4 separate regions of the Homo sapiens genome follow, and all the other regions are linked to region 1. A link is a loop called in an ENCODE intact Hi-C map of the cell type or tissue named here. Cell type or tissue: natural killer cell. All regions are shown on one strand. Links, peaks and the distances in the headings refer to the core of each region. The heading gives the core; the rest is flanking DNA.

The links. Hi-C counts contacts between places; a loop is a spot of excess contacts. Peaks named below come from ENCODE experiments on the same cell type or tissue, not always from the same donor. Only the 100,000 strongest peaks of a DNase experiment are listed, where the experiment ranks them.
Region 2: it touches region 1 in a loop (6-fold over the local background); 3 of 110 quality-filtered maps call a loop at or near these places.
Region 3: it touches region 1 in a loop (6-fold over the local background); 18 of 110 quality-filtered maps call a loop at or near these places.
Region 4: a loop joins it to region 1, with 4 times the contacts of the local background. A loop is called at or near these places in 34 of 110 quality-filtered maps.

The regions. Positions count from the first base shown.
Region 1 is chr16:388,567-395,614 of GRCh38, forward strand. It overlaps LOC100134368 (a long non-coding RNA gene), which reads left to right. Exons shown (of 3, transcript NR_024453.2): 3 at 3,201-4,394. Among named protein-coding and RNA genes, the nearest start is that of NME4, 5.1 kb to the right of the region's middle. RefSeq lists a silencer at 1,918-2,095. In natural killer cell, for the core only: CTCF peaks have their summits at 3,414 and 4,281 (motif pointing right); DNase peaks (open chromatin) are centred at 3,515 and 4,285; H3K27ac peaks cover 1,358 bases.
Region 2 is chr16:608,056-615,103 of GRCh38, forward strand. All of the region lies in intron 1 of RAB40C (RAB40C, member RAS oncogene family), which reads left to right. It overlaps LOC124903618 (a long non-coding RNA gene), which reads right to left. Exons shown (of 2, transcript XR_007064934.1): 1 at 2,799-7,048; 2 at 1-1,635. Among named protein-coding and RNA genes, the nearest start is that of WFIKKN1, 19 kb to the right of the region's middle. RefSeq lists a silencer at 1-65 and an enhancer at 3,212-3,341. In natural killer cell, for the core only: CTCF peaks have their summits at 3,222 (motif pointing left) and 3,421; a DNase peak (open chromatin) is centred at 3,216.
Region 3 is chr16:658,561-665,608 of GRCh38, forward strand. WDR90 (WD repeat domain 90) reads left to right here. Exons shown (of 41, transcript NM_145294.5): 23 at 1-93; 24 at 336-451; 25 at 526-566; 26 at 685-816; 27 at 1,498-1,601; 28 at 2,052-2,154; 29 at 2,491-2,612; 30 at 2,782-2,941; 31 at 3,037-3,227; 32 at 3,331-3,499; 33 at 3,660-3,771; 34 at 4,119-4,284. Among named protein-coding and RNA genes, the nearest start is that of RHOT2, 6.0 kb to the right of the region's middle. RefSeq lists an enhancer at 826-1,716. In natural killer cell, for the core only: CTCF peaks have their summits at 2,553 and 2,753; a DNase peak (open chromatin) is centred at 2,451; H3K4me3 peaks cover 298 bases; H3K27ac peaks cover 961 bases.
Region 4 is chr16:491,398-498,445 of GRCh38, forward strand. RAB11FIP3 (RAB11 family interacting protein 3) reads left to right here. Exons shown (of 14, transcript NM_014700.4): 6 at 5,427-5,462. It overlaps LOC107987417 (a long non-coding RNA gene), which reads right to left and starts at 2,143. Exons shown (of 3, transcript XR_007064933.1): 1 at 1,172-2,143; 2 at 672-928; 3 at 1-585. RefSeq lists enhancers at 906-1,527, 2,986-3,564, 3,565-4,142. In natural killer cell, for the core only: no CTCF peak of the experiment used is centred there; a DNase peak (open chromatin) is centred at 4,194.

The sequences.
Region 1 (7,048 bases), core at 1,418-6,417:
CTTTTACCAAGCACACTGCCTGCAAACAAATTGTTCACAAGGCACATCCTGCACAGCCCTGAACCTATTAAACCTTGATTCAACACAGCACATGTTTCTGTGAGCACAGGTTTCTGTTAAAATTACAGGTTAACAGCATCTCAAAGCAGAAACAATGTTTCTTAGTACAGATCAAAATGGAGTTTTCTACATAGACACAGTAACAATCTCATCTCTCTTCTTTTCCCCACACTTTTTTTTTTCTTTTGAGACGAAGTCTCACTCTTGTCCCCCAGGTTGGAGTGCAATGGCGCGATCTCAGCTCACTGCAACCTCCGCCTCCCAGGTTCAAGCGATTCTCCTGCCTCAGCCTCCTGAGTAGCCGGGATTACAGGTGGACACCATCATGCCCCGCTAATTTTTGTATTTTTTAGTAGAGATGGGGTTTCATCATGTTGGCCAGGATGGTCTTGATCTCCTGACCTCAGGTGATCCGCCCGCCTCGGCCTCCCAAAGTGCTGGGAATGACAGTTCAGTTTTTTGTTGTTTTACATTCAGTCCAGCTTTTTGTTGTTGTTTTACGTTCAGCGGATGGCAGTAGACGGGTTTTTCTTTTTCCTTTTTTTTTTTTTTTATTGAGACAGGGTCTTGCTGTGTCGCCCAGGCTGGAGTGTAGTGGGAACATGGTGGCTCCCTGCAGCAATGGCCTCCTGGGATCAAAGGATCCCCCTGCCTCAGTCTCCCAGGTGATTACAGGCCAGCACCAGCACGCCCAGCAGTGGTTCTTATTTATCCCCATTTTGTCTGAGCAAATGAATGCCTGTCCTGGGTGTGGGTGCGAGTGAGCTGGAAGATGAAGGGCATGGGCAGTGACCGCACAGCGCTCAGCCTGCAGGGAGCCTGGGGTGAGTCCAGCAGCACTGGAGCGCGGAACCACAGCAGATGTCCTTGTCCCTTCCAAGGGGTGGGAACAAAGGTGACAGGGACAGAGATGGCTGCCGGGGTAGGAGGCCCAAGAGTTGCTCTCTGCTGAGAAGGCTCCCCTTGGTGTCCCTCAGAAGTGTACCTGGGCGGGCCGATGGGACTGGGACTGAGGCTGTGCTCCTCCTACAAGGAGGGGCCCACTCTTCCTGGATCTCCCTGCAGTGACCTCAGCAGAGGTGAAAGAGGTCTAGCCGGGCACAGTGGCTCACGCCTGTAATCCCAGCACTTTGGGAGGCTGAGGCAGGCGGATCACCTGAGGTCAGGAGATCGAGACCATGGTGAAACCCCGTCGCTACTTAAAATACAAAAAAAATTAGCAAGGCGCAGTGGTGGGCACCTGTAGTCCCAGCTACTCGGGAGGCTGAGGCAGGAGAATGGCGTGAACCGGGGAGGTGGAGCTTGCAGTGAGCTGAGATCCCGCCACTGCACTCCAGCCTGGGCGACAGAGTGAGACTCCGTCTCAAAAAAAAAAAAAAGAAAAGAAAAAGAAAGAGGTCTAGCCTGTGTACACGTGGAAATCCAAGAGGACAGGGAAGACAAACTGAGACAGAAAAAAAATATGTGAAGAAATACCCCAAATTCTAAAATTCGGTGAAAGGCATTCATTTACAGATTCAAGCAGCTTAGTGAAGCTTAACAAGAATCAATGCAAAGAAAACCATAGCCAATTACATCATAGTCAAACTGCTGGAAAACGAACTTATAGAGAAAATATTGAAAGCAGACAGAGAAAGATAACACATTATAGTCCAGGGAACAATTGAATGGCATAACTTCCCATTAGAAACAATGGGGTCCAGGGCCGAGGGCTGTGGCCACGCCTGTAATCCCAGCACTGTGGGAGGCCAAGATGGGAGGATCAACAACAGCTTCATGGTTTCTAACGGGAGTTCAGGCGCGCACCACTACACCCACCTAATTTTTAAAATTTTTTTGGGCCGGGCGCGGTGGCTCTCGCCTGTAATCCCAGCACTTTGGGAGGCCAAGGCAGGCAGATCACGAGGTCAGGAGATCGAGACCATCCTGGCTAACACGGTGAAACCCCATCTCTACTAAAAATAGAAAAAATTAGCCGGGCATGGTGGCGGGCGCCTGTAGTCCCAGCTACTCCAGAGACTGAGGCAGGAGAATGGTGTGAACCTGGGAGGCGGAGCTTGCAATGAGGCGAGATTGCGCCACTGCACTCCAGCCTGGGCGACAGAGCGAGACTCCGTCTCAAAAAAAGAAATTTTTTTTGTAGAGACAGGGTTTTGCCATGTTGCCCAAACTGGTCTCCAACTCCTGGCCTCAAGGGATCCACCTGCCTCGGCCTCCCAAAGTGCTGGGATTACAGGCGTGAGCCACCGCGCTCAGCCAGAATAAACATTTTTTTCAAGCGCACACAATTTGTTTTCCAATACAGATCACATGCTGGGCCATAAACCAAGTCTCAATTAATTTAAAATAGTTTAAGTGGTAGAGAATATGTCCTCTTTCATTAATTAATTTATTTATTTATTTATTTTGAGACGGAGTTTTGCCCTTGTTGCCCAGGCTGGAGTGCAATGGCTCAATCTTGGCTTGCTGCAACCTCCGCCTCCCGGGTTCAAATGATTCTCCTGCCTCTGCCTCCCGAGTAGCTGGGATTACAGGTGCCTGCCACCATGCCCAGCTAAGTTTTGTATTTTTAGTAGAGACGGGGTTTCACTGGTTGGCCGGGCTGATCTCGAACTCCTGACCTCATGACCCGCCCACCTTGGCCTCCCAAAGGGAATATGTTCTCTGACCACAGTGGAATTAAGTTAGAAACCTGTAACAATAAGATATCAGGCTGGGCACGGTGGCTCACGCCTGTCATCCCAGCACTGTGGGAGGCTGAGGCAGGCGGATTACGAGGTCAGGAGATTGAGACCATCCTGGCTAACACGGTGAAACCCCGTCTCTACTAAAAATACAAAAAATTAGCCGGATGTGGTGGCGGGCGCCGATAGTCCCCGCTACTGGGGAGGCTGAGGCAGGAGAATCATTTGAACCTAGGAGGCAGAGCTCGCAATAAGCCAAGATCATGCCATTGCACTCCAGCCTGGGCGACAGAGCGAGACTCCGTCCAAATAAATAAATAAATAAATAAATATTTAAAAAAATAAAACAGGTGAGAGACCTCCATGTAGGGCAATGCCCTCCCTACATGGGTGTAACAGTCGTAGGGCTGGGACAGAATTCAGCTGTCCTGATCCCCCCGCTGTCCCACCCTGCAGGTATCTTTTTGAGCACCTTCTACAAGGACCATCCAGCACATCCATAGGAATGTTCCAGAAATCCACGGCCGTGCTCAGCCCTGATTCCTCACTCCACCTCATCCTCAGTCAGGCTCTGGGGCCCTCTGAGTGGTGCCACTCCAAGAGTGAAACCAGATAGGCAGTCCATGCTTTGGATGGCAGTGAGACCCAGACGCAGTTCCAGCGCTGGCCTCTGAGCGGCAGTACAGCCCCATGGACCACCAGAGCCCCTGAAGCCCAGCTCTGGTTGGAGGTGATGCCACTCTGCACCTCCCTGGCTGCTGTTTGTATTAGTCATCTATGCTGCATAACAAATACCCCACAACTTCATGATGTAAGCAGCACACGTTCATTATCTTCCAGATTCTGTGGACAGGAGGCTGGGTGGGGCTTAGCAGGGAGCCTCTGAGTCAGAGGCTCTCACAGGCTGTGGTCAAGGTGTCAGCCACGCTGAGGTTACCCCAAGGCTTGACTAAGGGGGGATGTACTTGTTTTTTTTTCCAGACCGGGTCTCGCCCTGTTGCCCAGCCTGGAGTGCAGTTGAACAGTCTCAGCTCACTGTTCCCTCTGCTTCCCAAGTTCAAGCGATTCTAGTGCCTCAGCCTCCCGAGTAGCTGGGACTACAGGCGTGTCACATCCCACCAGGCTAATTTTTGTATTTTTGGTAGAGACGGGGTTTCATCATGTTGGCTGGGCTGGTCTCAAACTCCTGACCTCAAGTGATCTGCCCACCTTGGCCTAGCTAGGTGCTGGGATTACAGGTGTGAGCCACTGCACCACGCCCACTTTTTTTTTTTTTTTTTAAGAGATGGGATCTCGCTCTGTTGTCCAGCCTGGAGTGCAGTGGCACAATCACTGCTCACTGCAGCATCAACCTCCTGGGCTCCAGCAATCCTCCTGCCTCAGCCTCCTGCAGATTCACTTCTAAGCCCACCTATGTTGCTTTTGGCCAGAAACATCAGTTCCTTGTCATGGGGGCCTCCGCACAGGGCTGCTCACAACAGGGGAGCTGCTTCTCCCAGGAGGTGGCGGAGCAGCAGCAGCTGCAGTCTTTGGTGACCAGATTGTGAAAGTGACACTCCGTCTCTTTTGCTGTGTCAGAAGTCAGTCACCAGGCATGGTCCACACTCAAGGGGTAGGCATTACACAAGGAAATGAACTGGGTTTTGCTTTTCTTGTTGAGTTACGAGAGTTCTTTTTTGTTTTGTTTTGAGACAGGGTCTCATTCTGTTGCCCAGGCTGAGTGCAGTGGTGCGATCACAGCTCAATCCAGCCTGGACCTCTTGGGCTCAAGCAATCTTCCCACCTCAGCCTTCCCGGTAGCTGGAAATACAGGCGCACACCAACACGCCCCGCTAATTTTTTATTTTTTTGTAGAGACAGGTTTCACTATGTTTCCCAGGCTGGTCTCAAACTCCTGGCCTCAAGTGATCCTCCAACCTCTGCCTCCCACAGTGCTAAGAGTACAGGTGTGAACCATCCCATCACGCCTGGCCAAGAGAGTTATTTATTTATTTATTTATTGAGACAGAGTCTTGCTCTGTCTACCAGCCTGCAGTGCCATAACACAATCTCAGCTCACAGCAACCTCCGCCTCCCAGGGTCAAGCAATTCTCCTGCCTCAGCCTCCCAAGTAGCTCGGATTACAGGCACCTGCCACCAGGCCCGGCTAATTTTATATTTTTAGTAGAGACAGGGTTTCTCCATGTTGGTCAGGCTGGTCTCAAACTCCCAACCTCAGGTGATCCACCCGCCTCAGCCTCCCAAAGTGCTGCGATGACAGGCATGAGCCACCTCGTCCGGCCCAGCATAATTTTTTTTTTCTTTTTTTAAGATGGAGTCTTGTTCTGTCACCCAGGCTGGAGTGCAAGGGCACGATCTCAGCTCACTGCAACCTCTGCCTCCCGGGTTCAAGGGATTCTCCTGCCTCAGCCTCCCGAGTAGCTGGGATTACAGGTGCATGCCACCACACCCAGCTAATTTTTTGTATTTTTAGTATAGACAGGGTTTCGCCATGTCGGCCAGTCTGGTCTCGAACTCCTGACCTCAGGCGATACACCCACCGCAGCTTCCTAAAGTGCTGGGATGACAGGCGCGAGCCACTGCGCCCAGTCTCAGCATGTTTTTAATGTGCAAAATAAAATACAAGGAAATAAAAATATAAAAAACTATACTGAAATAAATTATCAAAATATTGTAGGCCAGGCCGGGCGCAGTGGCTCACACCTGTAATCCCAGCACTTTAGGAAGCTGCGGTGGGTGTATCGCCTGAGGTCAGGAGTTCGAGACCAGACTGGCCAACATGGCGAAACCCTGTCTATACTAAGAATACAAAAAATTAGCTGGGTGTGGTGGCGAGCACCTGTAATCCCAGCTACTCGGGAGGCTGAGGCAGGAGAATTGCTTGAACCCAGGAGGTGGGGGTTGCAGTGAGCTGAGATCATGCCCTTGCACTCCAGCCTGGGCAACAGAGTAAGACGATGTCTCACCAACAAACAAACAAAATATTTTAGGCAGCGGGGCGTGGTGGCTCACACCCGTAATCCCATCACTTTGGGAGGCCAAGGCGGGTTGATCACAAGGTCAAGAGATCGAGACCATCCTGGCCAACATGGTGAAACCCCATCTCTACTAAAAAACAAAAATTAGCCGGGTGTGGTGGCGCGTGCCTGTAATCTCAGCTACTCAGGAGGCTGAGGCAGGAGAATCGCTTGAATTGGGAGGCGGAGGTTGCAGTGAGCCAGGATTACACCACTGCACTCCAGCCTGGCAACAGAGTGAGACTCCATCTCAAAAACAAAAACAAAAACAAAAACAAAATATTTTAGGCCAAGTGCGGTGGCTCAGGCCTGTTTTCCTAGTTACTGGGGAGGCTGAGGCAGGAGGATCGCTTGAGGCTGGGAGGTGAAGGCTGCAGTTGAGCTATGACTGCACCACTGCACTCCAGCCCAGGTGACAGAACGAGACCCTGTTGCTAAAAAAACAAAAATAAAACATTAAAAAATGTACGATATAGTGGCCGGGCGCGGTGGCTCATGCCTGTAATCCCAGCACTTTGGGAGGCTGAGGCGGGCAGATCACAAGGTCAGGAGATCGAGACCATCCTGGCTAACATGGTGAAACCCCGTCTCTACTAAAAATACAAAAAAAAAAAAAAATTAGCCAGGCGTGGTGGCAGGCGCCTATAGTCCCAGCTGGAGGCTGAGGCAGGAGGATGGCGTGAACCCGGGAGGCGGAGCTTGCAGTGAGCCGAGATCGCGCCACTGCACTCCAACCTGGGTGACAGAGTGAGACTTCGTCTCAAAAAAAAAACAGAGTACGCTATAGTAATATCTGCTTTTTCCTTTTTGCAATAGCTTTATTGGGATACAATTGACATACTATACACTTCACTCATATATTTTTTGTTTATTTACTATTTTTTTTCAAGAGACAGGGTCTTGCTATATTGCCCTGGCTAGTCTCAAACTCCTGGGCTTATGTGATCCTCCTGCCTCAGCTTCCCAAATTGTTGGGATAATAGGCCTGAGCAAGAGTCCAGCCTCTAAAAAGAAAGAAAGTCACTTCTTTATACCATAGTACTGCAAATTCTAGTCAGAGCAACTAGACAAGAAAATAAAATAAAAGGCATTCAGATTGGAAAGAAAGAACTGAAACCGTCTCTATTCCCATATGACATGATGTTTTTTCTTTTCTTTTTTTTTTTTTTTTTGAGACAGAGTCTTGCTCTGTTGCCCAGGCTGGAGTGCAGTGGCATGCTCTCGGCTCATTGTGAGCTCCACCTCCTGGGTTCAAGCCATTCTCCTGCCTCAGCCTCCTGAGTAGCT
Region 2 (7,048 bases), core at 1,113-6,112, 220 kb after region 1:
TTCTCACGCTGCTAGGAAGAAATACCCCAGACTGGGTCATTTGTAAAGAAAAGAGGTTTAATTGACTCACAGTTCCGCATGGCTGCAGAGGCCTCAGGAAATTTACAGTCATGGCGGAAGGTACCTCACACAGGGCAGCTCCAGAGAGAATGAGTGCTGAGTGAAGGGGGAAGCCCCTCCTAAAACCATCAGGTGTCGGGAGAACTCACTCACCCGCACAAAAACAGCAGGGGGGAACCACCCCCATGATTTAATTATCTCCATCTGGCCCCGCCCTCAACCTGTGGGGATTAGTCAAGGTGAGATTTGGGCGGGGACACAGCCAAATCTTATCACTCCTGAGCCTGCTTAGCTCCCACCTCGTCCTCTGTCCTTTTTTGATCCTGAAGGGCTAGGTGCTGTGCCAAACCTGGGAGGCCCAGGATGCTGGCTTCAGGCTGCCAATCTGTGGCCCTCAGCGCCATCAGACCCAGGCCCCTTCTAGACAAATGGTTGTGGCATTCCCTTTACCATCCTGAAAAGAATGAAACTCGGCTGGCCATGGTGGCTCACGCCTGTAATCCCAGCACTTTAGGAGGCCGAGGCAGGCAGATCACTTGAGGTCAGGAGTTCAAGACAAGCCTAGCCAACATGGTGAAACCCCATCTCTACAAAAAATGCAAAAAAAATTAGCTGGGCATGGTGGCGGGCACCTGTAGTCCCCACTCCTTGGGAGGCAGAGGCACAAGAATCACTTGAACCCAGAAGGTGGAGGTTGCCATGAGCCAAGATTGTGCTACAATTGTGTGGCGGCTCATACCTGTCATCCCAGCACTTTGGGAGGTCAAGGTGGGCAGATTGCTTGAGCTCAGGAGCTCAAGACCAGCCTGGGCAACACAGCGAGACCCCTGACTGTACAAAAGATACAAAATTAGCCAGGTGTGGTGGTGCACACCTGTAGTCCCAGCTACTCAGGAGGCTGAGCTATGAGGAGCACGTGAGCCTAGGAGTTGGAGGCTGCAGTGAGCCTTGGCCTCACCACTGCACTCCAGCCTGGGTGACAGAACGAGACACCTTCTCAAAAAATAAAAATAAAAACGTGGACTGATAGGTGAGAGAGGTTTGATGGTTTGGGAACAGCGGTGCTGCCACGGCTGGGTGAGGGGCCATGCGATCTGCTTGGAATGCCATGTGAGGGGAAGGGGAGGTCAGGGCAGTGCCTGGTGTGGTTCCCAGCAGGGAGCACAGGAGGTTTATTCTCTGGGAAAATTGAGTCGTGGACAGCAGACACCACTGGGGATGGTGGGGGACAGGGTGGCAGGGGACAGGGTGGCCTGAGCAAGCCCCTCCTTGCCTGGGAACTCAGGGCCTCCTGATATGCAGATGGGAGCCCGTGGCAGGATGATGGCAGGATAACCGTCAGCCCAAAAGAAGCGGCCACGAGACGCCGCCGAGAGCCCCAACTTAGAAGCCAGAGTCACCAGCTTCCTGGCTAGGGTCTGTCCTTGAGGGTCACCAGAATGTGAGGAAAGACCCAGACAGGCAGGAAAAGAGCTCAGGGAAGGACATCTTACCATTGGCGTCATCAGAGATACCGCATCCACGAATGAAGAGCCAGACGCTGCCAGAGGGGAACGCTCAGAGCACCGGAAGGAGCTTTTAGAAATTATAAATAAGCAGCACATTTTAAAAAAGCCATAGAAGGGCTAGAAAAGAAAGTTGAGGACATCTCCCAGAAAATAGAACAAAAAGAGATTAAAAAACAACTGGGCAGTCCCTGCAGAGGTCACCCTGGCTGGCGCGGCTCAGGATGGAGGGCGGGAGCTGTGTGCCTGGAGGGGGGAGCTGAGGCACGTCAGGATGTGTCTCCAGACTGCAAGGGCCACAGAGTACGAAAAAGACCACCCAGAGCAATGTGGTCAAAGACCATGCCTTAAAAGGTTTTAGGAAACAGAATGGGTCCCACGGGAGGGTGGGGATGTGAACGGCACCAGCCTGGTGGCTCGGGTGCCAGGCCAGGGCCAGATGTAGCCTCATACCAGCCCAGCTGGGAGTCCGCTTGCTGAGACTTGGTCTCCTGTAGCTGGTGGGGAAGCGGCACCCTGTGCGGTAGACAGAACCAGCAGCCGAGGCGCCGGTGGCTTTGCTCTGGTGGCAGGACAGGTGTTCTGACCTCCCTGCCTCTGTCCCCTGAGGTCAGAGCGCCTGTCCTGTGGAGCGGCTCTGACCAGGACAGTGCCGTGTGTCTCATGGGGTTGTGTTCAGGTCGGCTGAGAGGCAGCGCCTGGCTGGGGCTAGATGAACAAGAGGGTTATTGGGAACAGTAAACCTGAGGTGGTGAGCAAGGCCTGTGGCACCCAGCAGATGAGGAGGAGAGCAGGGGGAAGGGTGGCAGGAGTTGCTGGTGCTGCGTGAGGCCTCAGTGGGCCTGCACGGAGCAGCTGACCTTCACTGGCGCCCTTGCCTTTTCACTGAGCCGGGTATTAGCTTAGCTTATTTTTGAAAAGACATTTCAACAGGAGGTAAAAATGAACAGCACACCAAGAGAATATGTCACAGCTGATGCCTAGGGACCCCCTTATGGGGTAGTGTTGAGCTCTGCAGCCGGAGCCCACTGCCCCTGCCCCTGCGCCGTCCCCCAGCGCGGGCTCCAGGCCTCTCCTGGGTCACTGCTCTGTGCCTCCAGGAGCTCCTCCCTCTACCCCGCCCTGCCCCACCCCGTCACCTGCTTGCCCTGACCCTGCCTGGATAATTGAGACCTTCCAGGCCAAGGGCCCCCTCCCCAGGATCCTGACACCTGTCCCTCTGAGAGTCCAGACCTTTTCCAGAGTGACATCCTGGGGCCCTGTGTGGTCAGAGGGCTCCATGTGGTCAGTGGCTGTGGCTTGCTGGGAACAAGACACTCGGCTGACTGTGCTTAGAGAACAGGCCGCTGTTTGTGTCTAAATGGTATCCATGGGGACGTTGTTTCATAGTCTTCTTACACTTTTCCTCTTCACTGTTGCTGAGAATCCTGTTCTGACGCGCACCGTGGGCAACCGGGTGCGGAGCCTGCAGGATGGGTGGGACGCAGACGTCCAGCGGGAGGAGCATCCCAGAGCAGCCTCTGATTCAAGAGCAAGGTGCTCTAGAGGCCCCGGCTCTGTGGGTGGGTGACGTGGTCCCCAGGCTTTTCCCGGCATCCCCGTTCCTTTTGCAGCAGCCATGGCTCCTGGTGGCCCTGGGCCATGGCGCCATCTAGGGGTGGCCTAGGGGAGTCCCCGGGCCATCAGCATCTGTCTTGTGGGTGTTGCTGGCGCCTGCCTGCTTGGCCACATTGGCACGTCGAGGTGACCGTCAAGGAGAAGCAGCTATGGCCTTTGTGGCAATCGTGGTGTCCAACTTTGGCCTCTCAGGTCAGCCTCATGGGGGCTTCAACAGCCAGGACCAAAATGACCAAGGCCCCTCCGTCCCTGTGTCCCTGCTTGACAGAACCACCGGAGGAGGGAGGTGCGGGAAGGGTGTTGACGGCCTGAGCGCGGTGCCTCCCTGAAGAGTGTTGTTTCACTTGTGAGTGTGCACGGGACAGCCGCCCTGGCCTGTAGAATCAAGAGCAGGGACAGCCGCCCTGGCCTGTAGAATCAAGAGCAGAGACAGCCGCCCTGGCCTGTAGAATCAAGAGCAGGGACAGCCGCCCTGGCCTGTAGAATCAAGAGCAGGGACAGCCGCCCTGGCCTGTAGATTCAAGAGCAGGGACAGCCGCCCTGGCCTGTAGAATCAAGAGCAAGGGACAGCCGCCTTCGCCTGTAGAATCAAGAGCAGGGACAGCCGCCCTGGCCTGTAGAATCAAGAGCACGGGACAGCCGCCCTGGCCTGTAGAATCAAGAGCACGGGACAGCCGCCCTGGCCTGTAGAATCAAGAGCAGGGACAGCCGCCCTGGCCTGTAGAATCAAGAGCAAGGGACAGCCGCCCTGGCCTGTAGAATCAAGAGCAAGGGACAGCCGCCTTTGCCTGTAGAATCAAGAGCAGGGACAGCCGCCCTGGCCTGTAGCATCAAGAGCAAGGGACAGCCGCCCTGGCCTGTAGAATCAAGAGCAGGGACAGCCGCCCTGGCCTGTAGAATCAAGAGCAGGGACAGCCGCCCTGGCCTGTAGAATCAAGAGCAGGGACAGCCGCCCTGGCCTGTAGAATCAAGAGCAGGGACAGCCGCCCTGGCCTGTAGAATCAAGAGCAGGGACAGCCGCCCTGGCCTGTAGAATCAAGAGCAGGGACAGCCGCCCTGGCCTGTAGAATCAAGAGCAGGGACAGCCGCCCTGGCCTGTAGAATCAAGAGCAGGGACAGCCGCCCTGGCCTGTAGATTCAAGAGCAGGGACAGCCGCCCTGGCCTGTAGAATCAAGAGCAAGGGACAGCCGCCTTCGCCTGTAGAATCAAGAGCAGGGACAGCCGCCCTGGCCTGTAGAATCAAGAGCACGGGACAGCCGCCCTGGCCTGTAGAATCAAGAGCACGGGACAGCCGCCCTGGCCTGTAGAATCAAGAGCACGGGACAGCCGCCCTGGCCTGTAGAATCAAGAGCAGGGACAGCCGCCCTGGCCTGTAGAATCAAGAGCAAGGGACAGCCGCCTTTGCCTGTAGAATCAAGAGCAGGGACAGCTGCCCTGGCCTGTAGCATCAAGAGCAAGGGACAGCCGCCCTGGCCTGTAGAATCAAGAGCAGGGACAGCCGCCCTGGCCTGTAGAATCAAGAGCAGGGACAGCCGCCCTGGCCTGTAGAATCAAGAGCAGGGACAGCCGCCCTGGCCTGTAGAATCAAGAGCAAGGGACAGCCGCCTTCGCCTGTAGAATCAAGAGCAGGGACAGCCGCCCTGGCCTGTAGAATCAAGAGCACGGGACAGCCGCCCTGGCCTGTAGAATCAAGAGCACGGGACAGCCGCCCTGGCCTGTAGAATCAAGAGCAGGGACAGCCGCCCTGGCCTGTAGAATCAAGAGCAAGGGACAGCCGCCTTTGCCTGTAGAATCAAGAGCAGGGACAGCCGCCCTGGCCTGTAGCATCAAGAGCAAGGGACAGCCGCCCTGGCCTGTAGAATCAAGAGCAAGGGACAGCCGCCCTGGCCTGTAGAATCAAGAGCAGGGACAGCCGCCCTGGCCTGTAGAATCAAGAGCAGGGACAGCCGCCCTCACCTGTAGAATCAGCAGGGACAGCCGCCCTGGCCTGTAGCATCAAGAGCAGGGACAGCCGCCCTGGCCTGTAGCATCAAGAGCAGGGACAGCTGCCCTTGCTTGTAGAATCAAGAGCAGGGACAGCCGCCCTCGCCTGTAGAATCAAGAGCAGGGGACAGCTGCCCTCGTCTTTAGATTGAAGAGCAGGGACTGCCGCCCTCGCCTGTAGAATCAAGAGCAGGACTGCCGCCCTGGCCGGTAGAATCAAGAGCACAGTGCAGCAGCACGCAGCACACTCAGCGGATGGAGGGCCTGGCTTCTGCACGCCGGCTGGCACTTGCTGCCAGTTGCCCTTTTCTGCGAGGCTGGATCGTGGTGCGGTGGTGGCTTGGATGGGTTTCTCTGCTGAACGATGATGTGGAATGCCTTTTCACTGCTTCTTGGTCGTCGGTTTTTCTTCTTTGGGGAAATGTCTATTCAAGTCCTTTGCCCTTTTTTTAAAGTATAATTTCCGTATTTTTTTCCCCAGAGGATAGTTTGTCTTTAGTCCTTAAGGACTCAGCTCCTTATGTGGGTCTTAGTGGGAGTCGTGGGCAACACCCAGGTCTAGACCCAGGTGGAATGCATGGTCTTGGGGCCTTGGTGGGGGTCGTGGGCAGCACCCAGGTCTAGACTTGGGTGACGTGCATAGCCCTGGACTTGAGGAGCAGGATTCCTGACTGGCTTGCTGTGAAGGGCACCACTGGGGCAGTGACGCAGCTTCACACGCAGCTCGGGAAGCACACAGTCGGCGCAGATGCTTCCAAAATGTCTGCAAGGCTGCGGCCTCTACTGCATCCAGATGGTGAACTGCCTAACTCTACCGCGTCCCGATGGTGAACTGCTAACTCTGCCGTATCCCGATGGTGAACTGCCGAACTCTACCGCATCCCGATGGTGAACTGCCAAACTCTACCGCATCCCGATGGTGAACTGCTAACTACCGCATCCCGATGGTGAACTGCCGAACTCTACCGCATCCCTATGGTGAACTGCTAACTCTGCCGCATCCCGATGGTGAACTGCCTAACTCTACCTCGTCCCGATGGTGAACTGCCTAACTCTACCACATCCCGATGGTGAACTGCTAACTCTGCCACATCCCGATGGTGAACTGCTAACTCTGCCGCATCCCGATGGTGAACTGCCAAACTTTACCTCGTCCCGATGGTGAACTGCCTAAACCTCGTCCCGATGGTGAACTGCCTAACTCTACCGCATCCCGATGGTGAACTGCCTAACTCTACCACATCCCGATGGTGAACTGCTAACTCTGCCGCATCCCGATGGTGAACTGCCAAACTTTACCTCGTCCCGATGGTGAACTGCCTAAACCTCGTCCCGATGGTGAACTGCCTAACTCTACCGCATCCCGATGGTGAACTGCCTAACTCTACCACATCCCGATGGTGAACTGCTAACTCTGCCGTATCCCGATGGTGAACTGCCAAACTTTACCTCGTCCCGATGGTGAACTGCCTAACTCTACCTCGTCCCAATGGTGAACTGCCTAACTCTACCACATCCTGATGGTGAACTGCTAACTCTGCCGCATCCCGACGGTGAACTGCCAAACTCTACCTCGTCCCGACGGTGAACTGCCAAACTCTACCTCGTCCCAGTGGTGAACTGCTAACTCAGCCGCATCCCGATGGTGAACTGCCAAACTTTACCTCGTCCCGATAGTGAACTGCCTAACTCTACCGCATCCTGATGAACTGCTTAATGGCGTTGTCCCTGGGTACACATTGGGTGCAGCTCCTGCAGTCATGGGCTGCTCACAGCCGTGGCCCTTTTGGCACAACCATTGTTCCTTCTTGTCTTGGAAACGAGGACCCGAGGGAGACCATCCGTCCATCCTAAAATTGGGACGTTTGGTTTTCTGTTGTTG
Region 3 (7,048 bases), core at 295-5,294, 270 kb after region 1:
ACGCTCAGTGAGGACGCCCGCTTCCTGCTGATTGCCGCCGGCCGGACCATCAAGGTGTGGGACTACGCCACACAGGCCAGCCCAGGCCCCCAGGTGTGTGCGTGGGGAGGCAGGTGGCTTTGGCGGTCAGGAGCCTCCTCAGGTGGCCCTGGAGACCCCTGCAGGTGTGGGTGGGGGCAGGGAGAGCAGAAGGTGAGGGGTGAGAGTGACCCCCCAAGGATCCTCTGTGCCTCCGGGGCCTCACACTGTGTGGGGCTCACCGTCCCTGGGGACTGGGCACACGGCAGCATCCATGCCCCGCCTCGGGGTCCTGCATGTGACGCCGCTACCCCTAGGTGTACATCGGCCACTCGGAACCCGTGCAGGCTGTGGCCTTCTCTCCTGACCAGCAGCAGGTCCTCAGCGCAGGGGACGCCGTCTTCCTCTGGGATGTCCTGGCCCCTACTGAGAGGCAAGTGCCTACTCTCAGCTGTGTCTGCCTAGGCCCCCCAGGCCCTCCTGAAACCCTCTCTCCTCCCTCTCCAGCGACCAAAGCTTCCCCGGGGCCCCCCCAGCCTGCAAGACAGGTGAGTGGCTGTGCTCAGCTGGGGTGCAGGTGCTGCGCTGACTCTGGGGCCCGTCCTGTGTCTGCCTAGTGGCCCTTCCTCTTCCTTCCCAAACATCACAGGGCTGCTTCTTCCCCAGGCCCGGGCGCAGGACCGCTGGAGGACGCAGCGTCCAGGGCCAGCGAGCTCCCCCGGCAGCAGGTCCCCAAGCCATGTCAGGCATCTCCACCACGGCTGGGCGTCTGTGCCAGGCCTCCCGAAGGTGGCGATGGTGAGCAGCAGGGGTCCTGGAGGAGTGGGGGGATTCGGGGGTCTGAGAGGGCACAGGCCCAGTGGCAGCAGGTACTCACGCACGTCCAGCTCTGGGGTGCAGGTGCCATCGCTGCTCATCAGGTGGAACACAGTGGGGTCGGGGTGGGGGCAGCTTTTCCTCTCCTCCTTAGCCTCATCAGGTGGAACACGGTGGGGTCGGGATGGGGGCAGCTTTTCCTCTCCCCCTTGGCCCCAGGCACCTTGTCCCCGTCAGATGAGGAAGGACCCTGTGAGGAGAGCTGTGACCCCGAGGGGCTTGGGCAGGCCTCAGGCCCACCTGTGCTCACGGAGGAGGAGGCTGGCAGGGCTGGAGACGGGGCCTGGGCTGCGGCAGTGGGCTCCTGGGGGCTTGCCCTGCCTCCCCGTTCCCCCGGCCAACCCCGTGAGCAGTGGAGGGCAGGGCAGGGACGCTGGTGCCGGTGCAGGGGCCTGAGGACGGTCGGTGAGTCCCCCGTGTGACGAGGCAAGGTCACCTGCAGTGGGACACGGTTTGCCTGCGTCTGTGGCTCCGGCCTGTGCCCCGCCGTGCAGTTCTCACTGTGTGGTAGACCAGGGGCTTGTGGGGAGACTGCGTGTAGTGTGGGGTCTCTGAAGAGCTCAGGGCAGTGTAATGCCACAAGCTCTGCCTCCTCCCTGCCAGGCGCCAGGGACACCAGGAATTCGGGGGCCCCACGCACCACCTACCTGGCTTCCTGCAAGGCCTTCACGCCTGCCAGGGTCAGCTGCAGCCCCCACTCTGCCAAGGTGGGGAGTGGTTTCTGGGAGCCCTCTTTATCCCCAGCAAGCACAGAGGCCCCCCGCAGGGCTCCCCAGCACCTCCTCAGGGTTGCTTTTGGTCGCCAAAGGTGATGGCTCTGGCCCTTGGGCGCCTGTCCCCTGGAGGCAACTTCATCCCACACCCCCACCCCTGCCCTCCGCTGGCCTCCAGACGGGACTCTGTGGTGGCCTCCTGCTGACCTGCCTTCCCCTCTCACCCAGCAGCTGCCCTTGATGAGAGCCCCACGGGCCTGTGCCCCTCCTGGCCCTGGCACAGTGCCCACAGCTCCCACACCTCCTACCCCAGCTTCCCCGTCTGCCCCTGGGTGTCCTCTGCAGCTGGCCTGGGTGTGCCCCAACACAGCCTCCCATGTGCAGGCTTTGGGGCACAGGTGGCCATGCTGGGCCCCAGCAGCATCCGGGTCTCCTTCCTCGCAGGGCACTTGCCCGCCTCCCGCCAGCGGTGGGTGGCTGCGTCTGAAGGCTGTCGTCGGTTACAGCGGGAATGGGCGGGCCAACATGGTCTGGAGGCCGGACACAGGTGGGGGCCAAGAGCCTACCCCCACCCCCAGCCAAGATGCGGCCGCGCGTGGTCCAGCCGTCTCCACCCCAAGGCCAGGACCTGGTGGCAAATGAGCGCCAGCCATCAGTGTGGGGCTCTGTTCTCCCGGTAGCGCCTCCTGGCGCTCCAGCCGAGGTCCTGTGAAGCACTTTGGCTACTGGACGCTGGGGAGGGCGCAGCTGGGACGATGCTAACCCCTTGGCCCCGCCCCACGGCTCGGCCCAGGCCCCGCCCCCTGTTCGGCCCCTCCCCAGGCCCCTCCCCGCCCCCCCCCCCCCCCGGCCCGGCCTCAGGCCCCGCCCTCTCTGCGCACAGGCTTCTTTGCCTACACGTGCGGCCGCCTGGTGGTGGTGGAGGACCTGCACTCTGGCGCCCAGCAGCACTGGTCCGGCCACTCTGCGGAGATCTCCACGCTGGCCCTCAGCCACAGTGCCCAGGTGCCCGCCTGCATCGCCCTCCTCCTCTCCCAGGGCCACCGTGCCCGGCAGAACCCAGCTCCCGGACCGGTGCGGGTTCTCACCACCAAAGACGGAGCAGACGGCCACCCCAGCCTCCACTCCAGCCAGCCACGGCCTCCCCACTCACGCCTGGCCTCTTGCCTGCCAGGTCCTGGCCTCTGCCTCGGGCCGAAGCAGCACGACCGCCCATTGTCAGATCCGCGTCTGGGACGTGTCTGGCGGCCTCTGCCAGCATCTCATTTTCCCCCATAGCACCACCGTGCTGGCCCTGGCCTTCTCACCAGATGACAGGCTTCTTGTCACACTGGGTCAGTGGGAGGGAGGGTGGAGGCCAGGGGCTTCCCTAGACCCCGGGGGGGGCTGCATCTGTGCACCTGACGTGGCTGCTCTGTGTCCTTCCCAGGGGACCACGATGGCCGCACCCTCGCCCTGTGGGGCACGGCCACCTATGACCTCGTGTCCTCCACCCGCCTCCCGGAGCCGGTGCATGGTGTGGCCTTCAACCCCTGGGACGCCGGCGAGCTCACCTGTGTGGGCCAGGGCACTGTCACCTTCTGGCTCCTTCAGCAGCGTGGGGCAGACATCAGCCTTCAGGTGCCACCCGTTCAGCGTTTGGGCCCAGGGGTTGTTTTGTGGGGTGGAATCTGCCTGGGCCCCGGGACACTGCTGACCCATGGCCACTCTCATACTTTGCCAGGTGCGTCGAGAGCCAGTCCCAGAGGCAGTGGGGGCTGGAGAGCTGACCTCGCTCTGCTACGGGGCACCTCCCCTGCTCTATTGTGGCACCAGCTCTGGCCAGGTCTGTGTCTGGGACACGCGTGCCGGCCGCTGCTTCTTGTCCTGGGAGGCGGATGACGGTGGCATTGGTGAGTGCCCCGCAGAAGCCCTGTGGCCCTCAGGACCCCTACCTGGGATCCTCAGAGCTGGGGCAGAGGCCTCATCTGTAGCCCTGGCGTCCGGGCAGCCTTGTGACCCAGGGCCTCTGGGAAGGCAGCCGTGGCCCCTTATGGCTCCTCCTGCCCCTAGGGCTGTTGCTGTTCTCGGGTTCTCGATTGGTCAGCGGCAGCAGCACGGGGCGGCTGCGCCTGTGGGCCGTGGGGGCTGTGTCGGAGCTGAGGTGCAAGGGCTCAGGCGCCAGGTGAGCTGTTCACCCCTACGTGTTTTGGCTGCACGTGGGTGTTGGTGTCCCTGACTGGGGCTTGCAGCCAGTGCCCCGCCCCCGCAAAGGCCGCCCTGCAGACCGGCCGCCTGCTAGCCCCTCCAAGGGACAGGCTTGGGTGTGGCCTGGGCCTCACTGGCTGCTGTCGAGTACGGGCATGGGCCCAGAAGCCCCAGCTCCATGGGCTTTCTCTTCTTCCACCGGGAGGGCACAGCCAGGTCCTGAGATGCAATGCTGAGGGCCCTGCCTCGGCTGGGGACCCAGCTGGCTCTTGTCATCGGCCTTGAGACCCATTGTTCTCTCCTTCCCTGCACCCTGAGGTCCAGTTCTGTGTTCATGGAACACGAGCTGGTGCTGGACGGGGCTGTGGTGAGTGCCAGCTTCGATGACAGCGTGGACATGGGCGTCGTGGGCACCACGGCGGGCACGCTGTGGTTTGTCAGCTGGGCCGAGGGCACCAGCACACGTCTCATCAGTGGCCACAGGAGCAAGGTGAGGGACTTCCAGCCTGGGCAGAGGCGGGGCAGCCGAACCTGGTGCCCTCCCTGCCTGCCGGCTCCATCTCCACCAGCCCAGATGATTCCAAGTCCTGCCGTCACTGGCTCGCAGCGGCCGCCTTGGGGTTCCCAGCGGGGAAGTCTTGGGTGTGCACGTCCCCTCAAAGCCGTCCCGGTTGTGTCTGCACAAGCGAGCCGCCTGGCAGGCCTTGCAGGTCTTCTCAAACTGTCCTTTCCCTGCTATTGCTTTGCGTTTTTTTGTTTGTTTGTTTTTTGTTTTTTGTAATTGTCAAAGAAATCACATCAGTCCGGGCGTGGTGGTTCATGCCTGTGATCCCAGCACTCTGGGAGGCCAAGGCAGGTGGATCACCTGAGGTCAGGAGTTCGAGACCAGCCTGGTCAACATGGCGAAATCCCATCTCTACTGAAAATACAAAAATTAGCCGGGCCTCTTGATGTATACCTGTAATCCCAGCTACTCTGGAGGCTGAGACAAGAGAATCGCTTGAACCCAGGAGGCAGAGGTTGCAGTGAACCAAGATTGCACCACTGCACTCCAGCCTGGGCGACAGAGACTCCATCTCAAAGGAAAAAAAAAAGATGAAAAACCCCACATCGTCTGTCCCTGCACCTCCCATAGACTGGCTTTGCTGACTCAGTCTCATGGGATTGTTCTCTGAGGCTCAAGAGGTCAGGAGGCCCAGGTAGCTACTGGGTCAAGTTCTGCTCTCTCTGGGTCAGGTCTGTTCAGGTTCTGGTTGGTGTTGGGTCTAGTCCTGTAAGGCCCAGCTCTGGCCTGCAGCCTCCTGGTGCTGGAGCTGCGTCTCCAAGAAGTACACAGCACTCATCTCTCTGGGACCTCCTGGTCTGGAAGCTCTGTGGCCTCATGGGGTTGGGACAGCCACCGTGTCGCCCCCTCACCCGCCAGCTGCAGCCTTAGGAGAGGTGGCCTCCTGGGCGGAATTGGGGCGGCAGGACAGGTGCCATTCCTTCCCCTGCTGGACCAGGTTCCTGGCGTGGCGTTGGTCTAGCAGCTGTGGCCATGGGCTTCCTCCTGTGGGTGTAAGAGCTCTGCGTGTGGTCAGCTGGGCCCCACGGGATTGATTTTTCCTTGATGCTGAGTCCCATCATCCAGTTGCCCCTGGGTTGTTTCTTTAGAAACCTGTCTTTAGTATTTGGAGATGACGATAGCCAGCAAAGAAAGTTGAGTTTGAGACAGGTGAGGGTTGTTTACTTTTCTGGAAGCAGGTTTGCTGAGGTGTAGTCGTCACAGCACAAGCTCCGTGTGTTTCAGGGGGTGGCTTTTGGCATATTCAGCAGCTTTGGAAACCCCGTGCGTGCCTAGAGGAAACCCCGTGCGTGCCTGTTCCTCGGTCGCTCCCTGCTTCCCGCCTCCCCAGCCCCTGGCGACCGTTGAGTGGCTTTCTGTGTCTGGGTCTTCCCATTCAGGATATTCTGTAGGAACTGGCTCACCTGGCTTCTCACCCTGAGCATGGTTTCCAGGGTCATCCCAGCCGCTGTGTGTGCCAAGCCAGTCATCCCTCTTGATGGCCAAATACTGTTCCATTGTACGGATAGATCATGTGTGTGTCCATCCACCAGGGCTGGGAAATTCGGGTCCTGAGACCGTGACCTGAGCCCGTGGTCACTGGTGGCCTTCCTGTGATGTGGAAGTGCGAGGAATTCTGGGCCCCGCCTGTGTGGTTCTGCCTGGGCGGTTCTGCCTGGGCCTGGACTTTGCCGTTTCCTTGTAGGGCCCAGGGCCCTCCCGGGGAGATGGACTGAGCTGTCCTGGTCTGAGTCCCTGCAGTCCCTCATTGCTCAGCTGAACTGAATTTTTTTTTTTTTTTTGAGACGGAGTTTCTTGTCGCCCAGGCTGGAGTGCAGTGGCATGATCTTGGCTCACTGCAAGCTCCGCCTCCCGGGTTCACACCATTCTCCTGTCTCAGCCTCCCAAGTAGCTGGGACTACAGGCACCCGCCACCACGCCCGACTAATTTTTTGTATTTTTAGTAGAGTCGGGGTTTCACCGTGTTAGCCAGGATGGTCTCGAACTCCTGACCCCGTGATCCGCCCACCTTGGCCTCCCAAAGGGCTGGGATTACAGGCATGAGCCACCGCGCCCGGCTGAACTGATTTTTTTTTAATGAAGTGCATCGTGTTCCCACTTGCACTTAAAGTTCACATTTGGTGCCAGGCTGTATTGCTTCTTCTCACTGGTGAGTGGCAGCTGTGTCTCCTTTCTGCCAGTCCAGCAGTCCCAGCTGTCAGTGGCACCTGCATAATGACACGTCTGCATTTCCCCCCAATCAGCGTGCAGCGGTTTTGGGAGGAGGAATGCGACTGCATGGCGCGCTCGCTGCAACCTCAGTCTGCAGCCTGCTAGGGACGCACGGCCACACTCCTGTCTTTCAGCCTCAGTCTGCAGCCTGCTAGGGACGCACGGCCACACTCCTGTCTTTCAGCCTCAGTCTGCAGCCTGCTAGGGACGCACGGCCACACTCCTGTCTTTCAGCCTCAGTCTGTAGCCTGCTAGGGATGCACGGCCACGCTCCTGTCTTTGAGGTGCTGTCAGAACAGCTTTCTCCTCGGTATCCCGCCGGGTTTGACTGGCTAGTGGGCTTGCTTTGGTTTGGACTCACCCAGATCTAGTGCAGGGACACACACGGGGGCCGGCATTGCTCCTTTCCGCCATGTGGAGTTGGCCGGGGCCAGAGGCACATGCTCTGGTTTGGACAGCCCGGCCCTGGGGGCTGGAA
Region 4 (7,048 bases), core at 1,192-6,191, 100 kb after region 1:
CCCGCCTCCCACCCTGCACGCTGTGGGGCCACCAGGGCCCTGCCTCCTCCCCTGCATGCGCAGCCCAGGCCAGTGCTTGTCTTGGTGGGAGGAAGTGATCGGTCTTTGCAAGCTGTGCTGTCTGTCCTGTGTGTGAAAGAGGATACTTTCTGCATTTTACTAAAAGATTTCTTTCATTGAGCTCATGAGACAGAATTGGGAAAGTTAAAGATTTAGTCTTTAAGAACAGATATGTAAACAGCTTTCAGGATTGTCAGTTTAAATGGAGTTTTGAATACTCACAGTGAGCGTGTGAGGGAGCTCACTGTGTCTCAGCAGGGGAGCTCTTGTGGCTGGCCCTCATGTCTAACTCCCAGTTACAGAAGACGGTTTTGAGTGCTTTGCACATATTGACGTGCCCGTTGGGCATCGTGTTGATTTCGCTTGCGGTGAAGCCCCTGGGTGGGCAGCTCTCCAGAAGGGTCTGGTGAAGAAACGGGCCACTTTGGAGCTTTCCACAGCAGCCCTAGCCTAGCAGAAGAGGTGAGTGAGCATACAGGCTCATGCTGGCAATCTGGGACGGCTTCCTGAAGAACGGGACCTGGCCTGTGGGGAGGGTTTGTAAAGGTGGCAGAAAGGTGAGTTATCCTGACGGTTCTAGCATGTTTAGAGGTATCTGTGAAACTGCTTACCTGTCTTGAGCCTGCCCTGTCCCTGCCCCAGGGGGCTTCTGCCGAGGCACATCCTTGCTGGCGGGCGCTCACTGCCCACGGCCTTATTGAGGCTTCTGTCCTGCCTCTAGTTCCATTTCCAGGGCACTTAACTCTTCTTATGTTCTGTGAAATGCTGTGAAGCACAGGGCCCCCAGCCAGTGCCCATTCAGGTGGAGAGGATGGGGGTGGGGCCCGGCACTGATGGCCATTCTGGAGCATCGGGGGTCTTGGCAGCACTGGTGAGAAAGCAGAAGTGCTCTTTGAAGAGGGTCTTCCCGGGAGACCCGAGGCCGCCCAGAGCCCTCCCCGGGAGACCCGAGGCCGCCCAGGGCCCTCCCCGGGAGACCCGAGGCCGCCCAGGGCCCTTCCCGGGGAGACCCGAGGCCGCCCAGGGCCCTCCCGGGAGACCCGAGGCCGCCCAGGGCCCTCCCGGGAGACCCGAGGCCGTCCAGAATCTTGGATTCCAAAGATCCGCTAACCTCTGTTTTAGGGGAAATCAGTTTCTGCCTGCGTGTGTGTTCAGCTAGGGGTTCAAGGCCCGGCGACGATGGCTCAGCCTGCTTGGGGAGGGGCCATTTGTTCTTCCCACGCAGAGACTTGCCCTCCCACTCACCGATAAGTTGAGTGCAAGCATGTCATCTCCGTACATGAAAGTAAGCCTGAAGACTCAGGTCTCGTCTCTCATTTTCTGAAGATTTTTGACATAGAACTGATTTTTTCCCACATTGAGAACTAGCTCCAAGATGGCCATGGTCGCCTCTGCTGGGCTTTGTGGGGGCAGAGAAGGGACTAGGATGTAGCTAAGTACAACTAGCAAGTCCTGTGGAGCCTCACGTCCAGGTTCTGCTACCCCTTTTCCTAAGACTCTATGAAGCGGGCCAGGCGCAGTGACTCACGCCTGTAATCTCAGCATTTTGGGAGGCTGAGGAGGCAGGCAGATCACTTGAGGCCAGGAGTTTGAGACCAGCCTGGCCAACATGGCGAAACCCTGTCTCTACTAAAAACATAAAAATTAGCCAGGCATGGTGGCACATGCCTGTAGTTCCAGCTACTTGGGAGGCTGAGATGGGAGGTTCACTTGAACCCAGGAGGTGGAGGCTGTGGTGAGCCAACATCCTGCCACTGCACTCCAGCCTGGGCAACAGAGCCAAACTCTGACTCCAAAAAAAAAAAAAAAAAAAAGACTCTACCAAGTGGTTAATATGCTATTCAATTCAACACAATCAGGACACACAACTGCCAGTCAGAACATCCTCCCCATAACCCTTAGTGGAGGAGATCTGAATCTTGCGTTTTAGTTTCCATGGACTTGCCTGAAAGTAAGCTTATTTGGTCATGCTTTGTGGGTGGCAACAGGTGACTTAGTCCAGACCACCTCTGGAAGCTTTGATGTCAGATACGATGTCCAGTCGCCTCAGAACAGGCCAATAGCTGTTGCATTTTCCAGGTACCCTGCAGCCTCTAAATACATTTCATTTTGTAGGAACTAAGAAGTGTGCCTTACCTGGAGGTATATTTTCTTTTTTCTTTTTTTTGAGACAGAGTCTCGCTTTGTGACCCAGGCCGGAGTGCAGTGGTGCGATCTCGGCTCACTGCAACCTCTGCCTCCCGGGTTCACTCCATTCTCCTGCCTCAGCCTCCCGAGTAGCTGGGACTACAGGCGCCCATCACCACACCTGGCTAACTTTTGTATTTTTAGTAGACACGGGGTTTCACCATGTCTCAATCTCCGGACCTCGTGATCCGCCCGCCTTGACCCCCCAAAGTGCTGGGATTACAGGCTGAGCCACTGCACCCAGCCTGCCTGGAGGTATATTATCTTTTTCTTTTTTGAGACAGAGTCTCGATCTGTCACCCAGGCTGGAGTGCGGTGGTGCGATCTCGGCTCACTGCAACCTCTGCCTCCCGGGTTCACTCCATTCTCCTGCCTCAGCCTCCCGAGTAGCTGGGACTACAGGCGCCCATCACCACACCTGGCTAACTTTTGTATTTTTAGTAGACACAGGGTTTCACCATGTCTCAATCTCCGGACCTCGTGATCCGCCCGCCTCGGCCTCCCAAAGTGCTGGGATTACAGGTGTGAGCCACCGCACCTGGCCACCTGGAGGTGTATTTTCAATTATAAATCCTGTTGCTGGGCTGCCAGTCCAGGCCCTGAAAGGTCAGTAGGTAAACTGAACGATGAGTCTGTCCTGTCCTATTAGTTCTAGGGAGTCTCAACAATAATAAGATAAAATTAAATTTGTATTAAGGCTGGGTGCGGTGGCTCATGCCCGTAATCCCAGCACTTTGCGAGGCTGAGGTGGGCAGATCACGAGGTCAGGAGATCGAGACCATCCTGGCTAACACGGTGAAACCCCATCTCTACTAAAAATATAAAAAATTAGCCGGGCGTGGTGGCGGGCGCCTGTAGTCCCAGCTACTCGGGAGGCTGAGGCCGGAGAATGGCGTGAACCCGGGAGGTGGAACTTGCAGTGAGCCGAGATCATGCCACTGCACTCCAGCCTGGGTGACACAGTGAGACTCCATCTTAAAAAAAAAAACCTGTATTAAAATATACATTATTAGTCTCCAGTCGAGAAAGGAGAGCCACACAGTAATTTGAACAGGGACAGTTTAATACTACAAAGAATGGGCTGAGTGTGGGCTGAAATCGCAGTGCTTTGGGAGGCTGAGGTGGGAGGATCACATGAGCCGGGGAGGTCGAGGCTGCAGAGGTGGGAGGATCACATGAGCCTGGGAGGTCGAGGCTGCAGAGGTGGGAGGATCACATGAGCCGGGGAGGTCGAGGCTGCAGAGGTGGGAGGATCACATGAGCCGGGGAGGTCGAGGCTGCTGAGGTGGGAGGATCACATGAGCCGGGGAGGTCGAGGCTGCTGAGGTGGGAGGATCACATGAGCCGGGGAGGTCGAGGCTGCAGAGGTGGGAGGATCACATGAGCCGGGGAGGTCGAGGCTGCAGCGAGCTGTGGTTGCACCACTGCACTTCAGCCTGGGCCACAGAGTCATACCTTGCCTCTAAGAAAAGATAATGCAAACAAACAAACAAAAAATTTAAAAAATCATTAGGGAAAGGAAAAGAATGTCACAGGCTATGGGAGTAATGAGGCACTGGTTGGGATGAGTAAAAAGAACTCTGCAGAGTGTAGGGACAGCAGGCACAGGAGCAGCCGCCACCCAGGGCCGGGGCAGAGCCCCCCAGCTACAGTCACTGCCACCCAGGGCTGAGGTCTGCACCAGCTGCAAACGGCGTGGTGGGGACACCACCGTGCTGTCAGGGCTTGTGGGGAACCTGCCTCCTGGCTGCCAGGAAAGCTATTCTGTTGCAGGACACTTGGCAGAGGCACCCCTAGAGAACAGCTACCCGAATGGGGTCGGGGAAGCCCCTGGCTCTGGCTACAGTGGGCAGGATGCTCCCTGGAGTAGGTACTGGGGAGACTGCAGGTGTCGGAGGGCCCTGCAGAGAGTGGTCAGAACCAGGAGGCAAACCTCTTCCTGCTGTGTTCACTCCTCGGCTCCCTCTGCTGATGACACGCAGCATTGTGGAGGAAGAGCCTGCTAAGGGCCCAGCTCTGTTTCTACAGGGCAAGTAAAAAGGATGGACTTAGAGCTGAGGGGCTCTACGTTAATACCTGGCACAGCAGCTGATTCTCCTCCAGTAGATTTCTTTTTTTCTTTGAGACAGAGTTTCACTCTTTGTTGCCCAGGCTGGAGTGCAGTGGCGTGATCTCGGCTGACTGCAACCTCTGCCTCCCGGGTTCAAGCGAGTCTCCTGTCCCAGCCTCCCGAGTAGCTGGGATTACAGGCATGCGCCACCATTCCCGGTTATTTTTGAATTTTTAGTAGAGACAGGGTTTCTCCACGTTGGCCAGGCTGGTCTCGAACTCCCGACCTCTGGAGATCCACCCGCCTCAGCCTCCCAAAGTGCTCAGATTGTAGGCATGAGCCACCACGCCCGGCCCCTCCAGTAGACTTTTCTGCCTGACCCTGGAAAGAAAATCAGAGGTGTTTTTGAGACAGGTAAGCTGAAGAGAGACGTGGCTTTGTGAGTTCCAGGACCGTGATGGTTCCCAGGCCCCAGGGGTGAGGGTGTCTTCCTGCAGGCTGAGGCTAATAGTTCAGCAGCTAGACTGTAAAATACAACTTTGGACCTCAGAAATGAGGGAGAAGGTAAGTTTGGCCCATGTGCCACTGCAGATGGTTAAATCAGACAGCTGATGTATAATTGGCTATATTTACTGCCCTGAAATGGCAACGGGAAAGGTTTCCAAACTGATGCCTAGGCAGGCGTTCTGAGCATGATGCATCAGTGCCTGAGTCGAAGCCAGCGGCAAACTCTCCTGTCACAGCGGGGCCTGGGTCACTTTTCACTTGGGGGCCTCCGAAGGCCAAGCGTTTGGGGGTAATTTGGCTTCAGAAGCATTGGGACAGTGCAGCCAGCGGGTGGGACCAGGTGTGGCGCTGGCCTCTCAGTCGTGGTCTGGGGTGGCTGCATCTGGAAGCCTCTTTGGGGGCTGGAGTAACGAGACGTATGCGGCCTCACCCCAGCACTGCCGTGTCCTTGCTGTTTTGCTGAGTGAGCATTTGTGCATGGACTTGCCTGGGGGGCCCTGCATGCCGGGAGCATTGCTGAAAGGCCGCCCACCTCGTATCTCCACAGCCTGAGTTTCCTGCTTCCTCCTGCTCCTCTCTGTCTGTTCTAACAATTTTCCTGTTTATTTTGTTTTCTGCACAGTCCGACAAAGCGGCTCTCCAGCAAGAAGGTGGCAAGGTAGGTGGGTCTCTGGTTCCTGCTGAAAAACGTTCTGAAGTGGATAATTAATCATAGTTTTTTAAAAAACATTTTAAAATGTTCTTTTCCAAGGTATTTTTTAAACTCTTGCAAGTTACTTTACATGGTTTGGGGCTGAAGGTATCCTGAAGGAGTGTTGGGAAAGGGGTTTCCAGGGCTGTGAATTTGGACCTGGATTTGTGACCAGGGAGGGTACGTGTCAGAGCTTTTGGTGCTGGGCCTCTTGTGTGTTCACTAAGGTCTGGAAGGGGCCGCCATCCCCAGATGTCTGCTCTATGTTAGCTCTGAGGTAGCGAGACCCAGTGAGGAGCCTGGCTTCTCAGAGCCGGGTCTGGGCAGCTCCCCAAGGTGAGTCGAAGGTGAGGGATGGGTCTGACTCCAATTCCTAAAGACCATTTCTTCATTTTCCAGCTTCGTATAGATCTGTTGGCTTCCTGCTGTGAAAGATGGCAACATACACTTTTATCTTCCTCCCCTGCCAGTTCTTACCGAAATAAACATGCAGGGTTAAGGCCCTTCCCAGGGAGCCACTCAGTGTGGCTGCCGGGTGGCCTCTGCTGCCGTCAGAGTCTGCCTTTGTGTCTTTATCTGCTTTGCCTTCCTAGTCCCCGTCCTGCTTCGTGGCCCGGCATCTGGCAGGGCTGGGAGACGCCTCTCCAGCTTCCTCTGGAGCATCCCCTCTGGAGCCTCCTCTCTGCCCTGTTGTGCCGGGCGTTCTCCAGGCCTCGTGGCTGTGGTCCTGGACAGGTCTCCCCACACTGGTGGGTTCCTTTGTTTCGGGGGTTGGATCCTCTAGCTCCCTGGCCCCGTCTTCCTTCTCATTTGTTTTCTCTGGTTTTTGTCCAGCGTATCTTCCTGTAGCTTCTTGAGAAAAGAGGTGCTCAGGAGATAAACTTGAGCTTGGGTTGGTTTGTACTGTGAGAGTGGGATCATTTTCCTGTAAGATTTTTGACGGCATTGCTTATCTTCTAGAGCTAAAGTTGTTACCATGAAGTTTAACCTTTCTGACTCGGTTTCTTTGGGACCAGCCTGAGCAACTTAGTGAAACCCTGTCTCTACAAAAAAAAAAAAAAAATTAAAAATTAAAAATTAAAAAAAAAAAAGGAAAATAGGCAAGGTCTAGCTGCGTTGCCCAGGCTGTAGTGCAGTGAGTGGCAATTCATAGGTGCAAGCATAGCTCACAACAGCCCCAGACTCCCTGGGCTTAAGTAATCTTTCCACCTCAGCCTCCCAAAATTCTCGGATTACAGAGGTAAGCCACCACACCCAGCCAAGAACAGAAACCTTTTGTTTTCCATTTTCTTTTATTTTGAGACATTGTCTTGCTCTGTCACCTGGGCTGAAGTACCGTGGTGCAATCACAGCTCACTGCAGCCTGGACCTCTCAGGCTCACTCCATCCTCCCACCTCCTCCTCCTGAGGACCTGGGACTACAGGTGCGCATTGCCAATGCCTGGCTAGTCTTTTAATTTTTAATAGAGATGGAGTTTCACTACGTTGCCCAGACTGATCTTGAGCTCCTGGGCTGAAGGGATCCTCCCACCTTGGCCTCCCAAAGTACTGGG